Regions from separate parts of the Homo sapiens genome. Here region 2 is linked to region 1. The links are chromatin contacts, found by Hi-C or POLR2A ChIA-PET in ENCODE. All regions are on one chromosome and are shown on one strand. The core of a region is the stretch at or near the end of the contact, and the rest is flanking DNA. Distances in the headings are between cores, read along the strand shown.

What was found. A loop is a pair of places that touch in the nucleus more often than their neighbours do. ChIA-PET counts read pairs that join two places held with the same protein, here RNA polymerase II (POLR2A). Pooled maps may share reads with other maps.
Region 2: a loop to region 1 is called in a map of mammary epithelial cell, with 9 times the contacts of the local background. The contact joins the enhancer-like site here to the promoter of LINC01023 in region 1. A Hi-C loop is called at or near these places in 2 of 168 maps with a recorded cell type or tissue (mammary epithelial cell and sigmoid colon) and 9 of 50 pooled maps. POLR2A ChIA-PET finds 5 or more read pairs at or near these places in 8 of 52 experiments (AG04450, CD8-positive, alpha-beta memory T cell, GM12878 and 5 more).

What each region holds. Positions count from the first base shown.
Region 1 is chr5:108,726,683-108,730,199 of GRCh38, forward strand. LINC01023 (long intergenic non-protein coding RNA 1023) reads right to left here and starts at 1,579. Exons shown (of 1, transcript NR_046368.1): 1 at 1,143-1,579. RefSeq lists enhancers at 822-1,403, 1,243-1,542.
Region 2 is chr5:108,799,937-108,803,500 of GRCh38, forward strand. The region is part of intron 3 of FER (FER tyrosine kinase); the gene reads left to right. Among named protein-coding and RNA genes, the nearest start is that of FER, 54 kb to the left of the region's middle. Within about 2 kb of position 2,020, at least 7 of the 41 ENCODE cell types and tissues checked have a DNase peak (open chromatin) inside an H3K27ac peak, as active enhancers do; they include PC-9 and mammary epithelial cell, where a contact is called at or near this core.

The sequences.
Region 1 (3,517 bases), core at 329-2,828:
AATGCCTGGCTGGCATCTGGACTGGGAGAACAGCAGATGAAAGGACCCAGAGTGGGAGGAAAATGAATCAGTATGCGATCAGCAAATTGTACCTTGGATTGGGATAGGATTCTTATAATTTAAAAATGTGCCTATATTCAATAACTGCAACTATTTAGAGTAATGGTAGCCTACTGTATTATCAGGAAGTGGTTAAAGAGTAAACATGTTCTGGAGGCAGGGAGATACTTGGGATACAGAAATGAGCGTGCTGAGTAAGAACACAATTGCTTCAGAATGTGCAATTCAACGCTGAATACAGGGTTCCAAATGCAGTTAACATCAACTAAAGAATTTAGCGAAAGGGTGTAGCAGAGTGTAAGTTGGAATTAAATATGGGTCCTTGGTCTGATAGAGAACATTTCAAGCAAGTTCGTTGTTTATATCTGACTTAGAAGGCAATGAGAAACCATACAAGATACGATACTGCTTTCTTCACATTTTCAAAAATATCTATTTTGATCAAAAGGAGTTAGGAAGAACCTGCATGGTGGACTATAACAGATAATAATGGAAGGACTATTCGGACCAAAAATAGTTACCAGTTTCATTGTCCTACTATGTGGAGGGGACAGAGCTGAGAGAAGGGGAAGAGAATAAGGCATTGAGTGGCGTTCTACTACTGGTGTGTGCCAAATACCAATTTCAGCATAAGGACTCAACCCGGAAGGAGCCAGCTGGAGTCCTTATGCTATTCCCGAGGCCTGAAACACGAGTCTAGCTGGTTCGGCCTCATCTGTCAGGTCACAGCTGCAATATTACTTCCTCAGGGAAGCCCTTTCTTTCTTCCTCTTCTCCATCTCCACCCCCTTCCCAAAAGGGCCTCCCGCTATAAGCTCTCAAAGTTGTAATTACATGTGTCTTGTAGTTAACTATTTAGAGTCTGTCTCCACGTCCAGGCTCCAACCAACCTCTCATCCTCAAATGTCTTCACAAGGTCGGTGATCTTGGCAGTTTTACTGACCAAAGAGTGGGGGCTCATCTCCAGCACCTTGCAGTATTGACAGGAAAGTCACTGAGTAGCAAATGAATGCATGAATGAGCTCGTGTTGTTAATATTGCCAGGCCCACAGGAAGCACCCAACAAAGAGCAATGATTGGTGTTCGCGTTCATTATCTCATTTAATTCTTACAAAACCACGGCAAGGATTCAACCCCACAACTGCTGTCTAGAAAACCGAGGAAAGTGACGCAACCCGCGGGAGGTCTGACGGCCCGAGAGCCGCAGCGCCAGGCCCGGGAGCCAGCCCCGTCCACTTCCCCGGTGGATTCTTCTCCGTTCCCCGCCGGCCGCCCCAGGTGAAGCTCCTTTCCGCCGTCAGAAGGAGGCTCCCAGCGGGAAGCAGCATCGAGGGCGACCCAGGGCCAGCACGGGAAATGCCAGGGACCGCGTCAGCCGAGCCTGCTGGAACCCCGCTCCTCGCTGCAGACGCCGTTCCGCCTGAGGACAGTACTCGGGCATGGGGAGTCAGGTGCCCGCCACAGGAACGCAAGAGACCGCGCCGGACCAGCGAAAAAGCTCCATGCTCTCCTGGTTTTCCAACCCGACGCCGCGGCCTGCGGCCACTCTAGGACGCCGGAGGGTCCTCCTCTCAGTGGTTGGGGCTGGGCCGCCCTGCGCCGGGAGCCGCCCACCTTCGGGCTGGGCCGGGCCTGGCCAGAGTCTGGGCTAAGCGCAGGGCCTGCATGAATCTTCAGCCTGGGAGGTGGGGCAGGAGCACGGAGAAGTCTCGAAGAAGTGGAGGAAGCACGCACTGGCTGCCGCGGGAAAAGCTCAGCCAGCAACTGTATCAGCTTTACATTCGACCCTCCTTTGCTGCATGGCAAAAAGAAAATAAACTACCATTTCTTAGTTCGTGTTTTATTTTCAGCTATTTCTTGTTTCCTTGGTTTCGATTCTAATTATTGCTGTAGACGCCTTCAGGTGGTGGAAGCCAAGGCAAGGAACCCCTGACCGCAATTTCCTAACCTTTGGGCAGAGTGTGGGGTGTGGGGACTCCCCGCCTGCCTTTCCCCGCCCCCCCTTCATAGAGACCTAAAAACCTTTAAAAAGGATCTAACACTAGCTCTATTATCTACCCTGTAGCCTACTCAACTAATTAATTCAGACATTTATAATTACACACCAAAAAAAAAAGAGAGAGAGAAAAAAAGTTAAACCGTTGGAACTACAAACATTAAACATGAGCAGTTCTTAGGGCCAAAATCTCTGAATGTGACTGCGACAGATCGCACTTGAAACGCCTGTATGAGGTAAACGGAAATGGCCAGAGAAAATGAACTGACGGGTATGTGTATTTCCAAATGTACTACTATCAGCTAAAAAAGAAACTTCAATGATTAGGTTTATTGAGGTGACATGCAATAATTCTTAAATGTTCTGCAATTAGAAGTTTCTACGTCATGAAGGCAGTTTAGAAGATTACAGCAAAATGGTGAAGCATGACTTCTTCATATGCTTATTCTTCATTCAAAAGCCGTTTGCAGGTTCCCCAGCTTAAAAAGAAGCCTAATTTCACTTATTTTGAAGAGTACTCTGATAAATATGAATACCGAAATCAAATGTTGCTTTGTGTTTAGACAGTTATAGATAGAAAATTCTCGCATGGGCCAGCAAAGAGGTATGGGTAATTTAAGAAGAAAAAAAAAAAAGTTGATGCCCCTGGCTGGTGAAAAACCCCAAGGAATTCACTTTCAGCTGGAAATTTTAGAGCTATTTCGCAATACTTATTAACGAGCTTATTGTATTATTCATTTTAGAAATCTGATTTCGCAATCTTTTATTCGTAGTGGCTCCCTCTAATAACGTCCTCATTTTATCGCTATGTGCATAATGATGTTCTTTAGTATATCCAAGAGAGTTTTTGATGTTGGAATTTGCAATGACTCAAGTTTCACTCCAGCAGCTTGAAAGAGTGATAATGAGGTGCTCTCCTTTTTTTGTATCTATACTCCCCTTCCAGGCATATAATTTCATTTGAAAGTTGATATTGTTCTTCTAGATTTTCTATTCAGTAACGAAATGGAAAGCAATGATTGTTCCCCTAAGAACAACTAAGTTTTCTAAAAGCTATCATAAGGACTTTGTAGCAAACTCTGAAGGTATCATTTGGGAATTTTAACACAATATGCTTGAAAACCAGATAAAAGGGAAGGTTCTAAATTAAAATGTGTGGATGAAAATCTATAATCTGGCACTAAATCAGTAGTGATATAGTGGGTGGCAAATAGAATTGCAGGAAGAAAGTGAAGATCTGGTTGCCTGGAGCTTGTAAGATTCAACCCTAGTTCAACACAGCTCTGTACTTGGACCACAAAGACAGAAAGAAAAAGGGTGTCTGAAGCTGAGAAGCCCAAGAAGAATAAAATACTGAAAATAGTAATAACAGTAAGCAACACTTATACAGTGTTTATTAAATGCCAGCCACCTTGATAGACATTTTACATGCATTATGCCATTTAATCCTCACAACCACCT
Region 2 (3,564 bases), core at 770-3,269, 74 kb after region 1:
GGTTCAGGTGATTCTTGTGTCTCCGCCTCATGAGTAGCTGGGATTACAGGTGTGTACCACTACACCTGGCTAATTTTTGTATTTTTAGTGCAGATGGGGTTTCATCATGTTGGCTAGGCTGGTCTTGAACTCCTGACCTCAAATGATCTACCTGCCTCGGTCTCCTGAGCTTTAACGGAGTCATCTGACCTCATAAATCTTGACCTCCCTTTTGCAGGACACTTAGGTTTTAACTTTTCCTCATATGCTAATTAGTTACCACTTATCTGCTTTTCATTTTCTTACATTCTGTTGACATATCTTATTTGCCATTGTCACATAGTTTCTGTTTTCTTTGTTATTGCTAATTTATACATTAAATTAACAGTTGAACAATGGTTGAGAACTCACAGAAAATCAAGGAGTATGTCAGCCTTTCCTCTTTTTTTTTTCTCTTTAGGATCTTGCTCTGGCATCCAGGCTGGAGTGCAGTGGTACAGTCATGGCTCATTGCAGCCTTGACCACCCAGGCTCAAGCAATCCTTCCACCTCAGCTTTCTAGGGAGCTGGGACTATAGGCATGCGCCACCATAACTGGCTAATTTTATTTTTTATTTTATAGAAACGGGGTCTCAGTATATTGCCCAGGCTGACCTTGACCTTCTGGGCTCAAGCAATCCTCCCACCTTGGCCTCCCAAAGATCTGGGATTATAGGCATGAGCCACTGTGACCAGCCATTCTTTCCTCTTAACACAGAAAAACTATGATTTATTCTACCTATAAGTAAAGTCTACCTTTTAAAAAGAGGATTGTGCTTTTCGTATTATATCTTAAAAAATCTTTGCCTGGGCCGGGCGTGGTGGCTCACGCCTGTAATCCCAGCACTTTGGGAGGCCGAGATGGGCGGATCACAAGGTCAGGAGATCGAGACCATCCTGGCTAACACGGTGAAACCTCGTCTCTACCAAAAATACAAAAAAATTAGCCGGGCGTGGTGGCGAGTGCCTGTAGTCCCAGCTACTTGGGAGGCTGAGACAGGAGAATGGCGTGAACCCGGGAGGCGGAGCTTGCAGTGAGCCGAGGTCATGCCATTGCACTCCAGCCTGGGCGACAGAGCAAGACTCTGTCTCACAAAAAAAAATCTTTGCCTGATGCAAAGTTAAAGAGTTTTGCCTGTGTTATCATCTGGAAATTTTTATAGTTTTAAGTTTTGTTTGTAGGTCTATGATTTATTTTTATTTAATTTTTGTACATGTGGCAAGCTATGGATTGAAGTTCATATTTTTATCTTTTTTTGCTTCTGGATACCCATTTGTTCTAACTTCATTTGTTGAAAACACTAAGCTTTCTCCATTGAATTGCCTTTGCATCTTTGTTTAAAATCAGTTAACCATAATGCGAGTCTATTTTTATACTCTTTATTCTGTTCCATTCATATTTTTGTCTATCATGACATCAGTAACACATTTAATTATTTGTTCCTTGATAATAATATCAAAGTCAGGTAGTGTACAGTAGTCATCCCTTATTCATGGGAGATATGTTCTAATATCCCCAGTAGATGCCTGAAGCTGTGGATAGTACTGAACGTCCATTGTTGTCCATCAGAATATGTTTCTTTTCATGCCTTCCACCCACACATTTAATTCCTTTTCCATCTTAACTAAGCACTTATCACGTACTATGCATATAACTTTTGCAGTTTGAAGTGCAACATCAAAAATTCAAAGGTGCAAATTTCCTTTTTCTTCTTTTTCACAGTTGCATGGATAGAAGATTCATTCTTACTGTAGCTCTTAGCAAACTCAGCATATGTTTTTTTTCTTTCCTTAAGTTGAGAACTTTCATCCCTTCACCCAAAGGAGACACTTTCTGTCTTCTTTTTGGCATATCCAAATTACCGGCATCACTATCCTTGCAGTTTGGGGCTATTATTAAGTTAAATAAAGGTTCCTTAAACACAAGCACTGCTATAGCAAGGATAACTGAGATGGCTACTAAGTGAGTAATATTCAAGTAGCATATACAGCATGGATACACTAGACAAAGGGATGATTCATATCCTGGGCAGGACAGAGTGGGGAGGCTAGGTATTTCATCATACTACTCAGAGCGGTGTCACCTTAAAACTTACGAATTGTTTATTTCTGGAATTTTCCATTTTTGGATTACGTGCAATCAAAACTGCAGGAAGCAAAACAACAGATTAAGGGGTACTACTGAACTTATTTTTTTTTTCAAAATTATTTTGTCTTTTCTAAATGTTGTGCATCTCCTTACAAATTTTAGGAGCACCTTACCAATCATTTTTTTTAAAAGGCTACTGGGATTTTGCTTGGAATTACATTGAATGTATAGATAAATTTGGGGAAAATCTATATCTTAACAGTATTGGGTCTTTCAATAAATAAAAATGATATACATTTTAAATTGTTAAAAAATAATTCAACTTTTATTTTAGATTCCGGGGGTACACATGCAGGTTTGTTACCTGGATATATTGTGTGATGCTGAGGTTTATGGTATGAATGACCCCATTACCAAAGTCGTAAGCATAATACCCAATAGTTTTTCAGCCTTTCCCCCCGTCCTTCCCTCTCCCCTCTAATATTCTGTAGTGCCCATTGTTTCCATCTTTATATCCTTGTGTACCCAATGTTTAGCTGCCACTTATAAGTGAGAACATGGAGTATTTGTTTTTTTTTGTTCCTGTGTTAATTTGCTTAGGATAATGGCCTCCAGCTGCATACATGTTGCTGCAAAGGGCATGATTTCTTTCTTTTTTATGACCATATAGTATTCTGTGGTGCATATGTGCTGCATTTTCTTCACTCAGAGCGGTATCACCTTAAAACTTACGAATTTTCTGTTTTCTGTTTCTACAAAACAGAAACAGGTGTCTGTTTGGTAGAACTATTTATTTTCTTTTGGCTGTATACCCACTAATGGGACTGCTAGGTCTAATGGTAGTTCTGTTTTAATTTCTTTGAGAAATCTCTAGAGTGCTTTCTCTAGTGGCTGAACTAATTTACATTTCCACCAACAGTGTATTAAGTGTTCCCGTCTCTCCACAACCTCACGAGCATGTGTTGTTTTTTTGACGTTTTAATTATAGCCATTCTTACTGGTGTGAGATGGTATCTCATTGTGGTCTTGATTTGCATTTATCTGATAATTAATGACGTTGAGCATTTTATCATGTGTTTGTTGGCCACTTGTATGTCTTCCTTTGAGAAGTATCTATTAATGTCCTATGCCCACTTTTTAATGTTTTTTTTTCTTGATGATTTGTTTAAGTTCTGTGTAGAACATTAGTCCTTTGTTGGATGCATGGTTTATGATTATTTTCTCCCATTCTGTAGGTTGTCTGTTTACTCTGTTGGTAGTTACTTTTGTTGTATAGAAGCTCTTTAGTTTGATTAAGTCCCACTTGTCAATTTTCATTTTTGTTGCAATTGCTTTTGAGAATTTAGTCATAAATTTCTTCCCACAGCTGATACCCAGAATGGTGTTTCCCAGGTTTTCTTCTAGGATTCTTATAGTTTGAGGTCTTACATTTAAATCTTTAATCCATTCTGAATTAA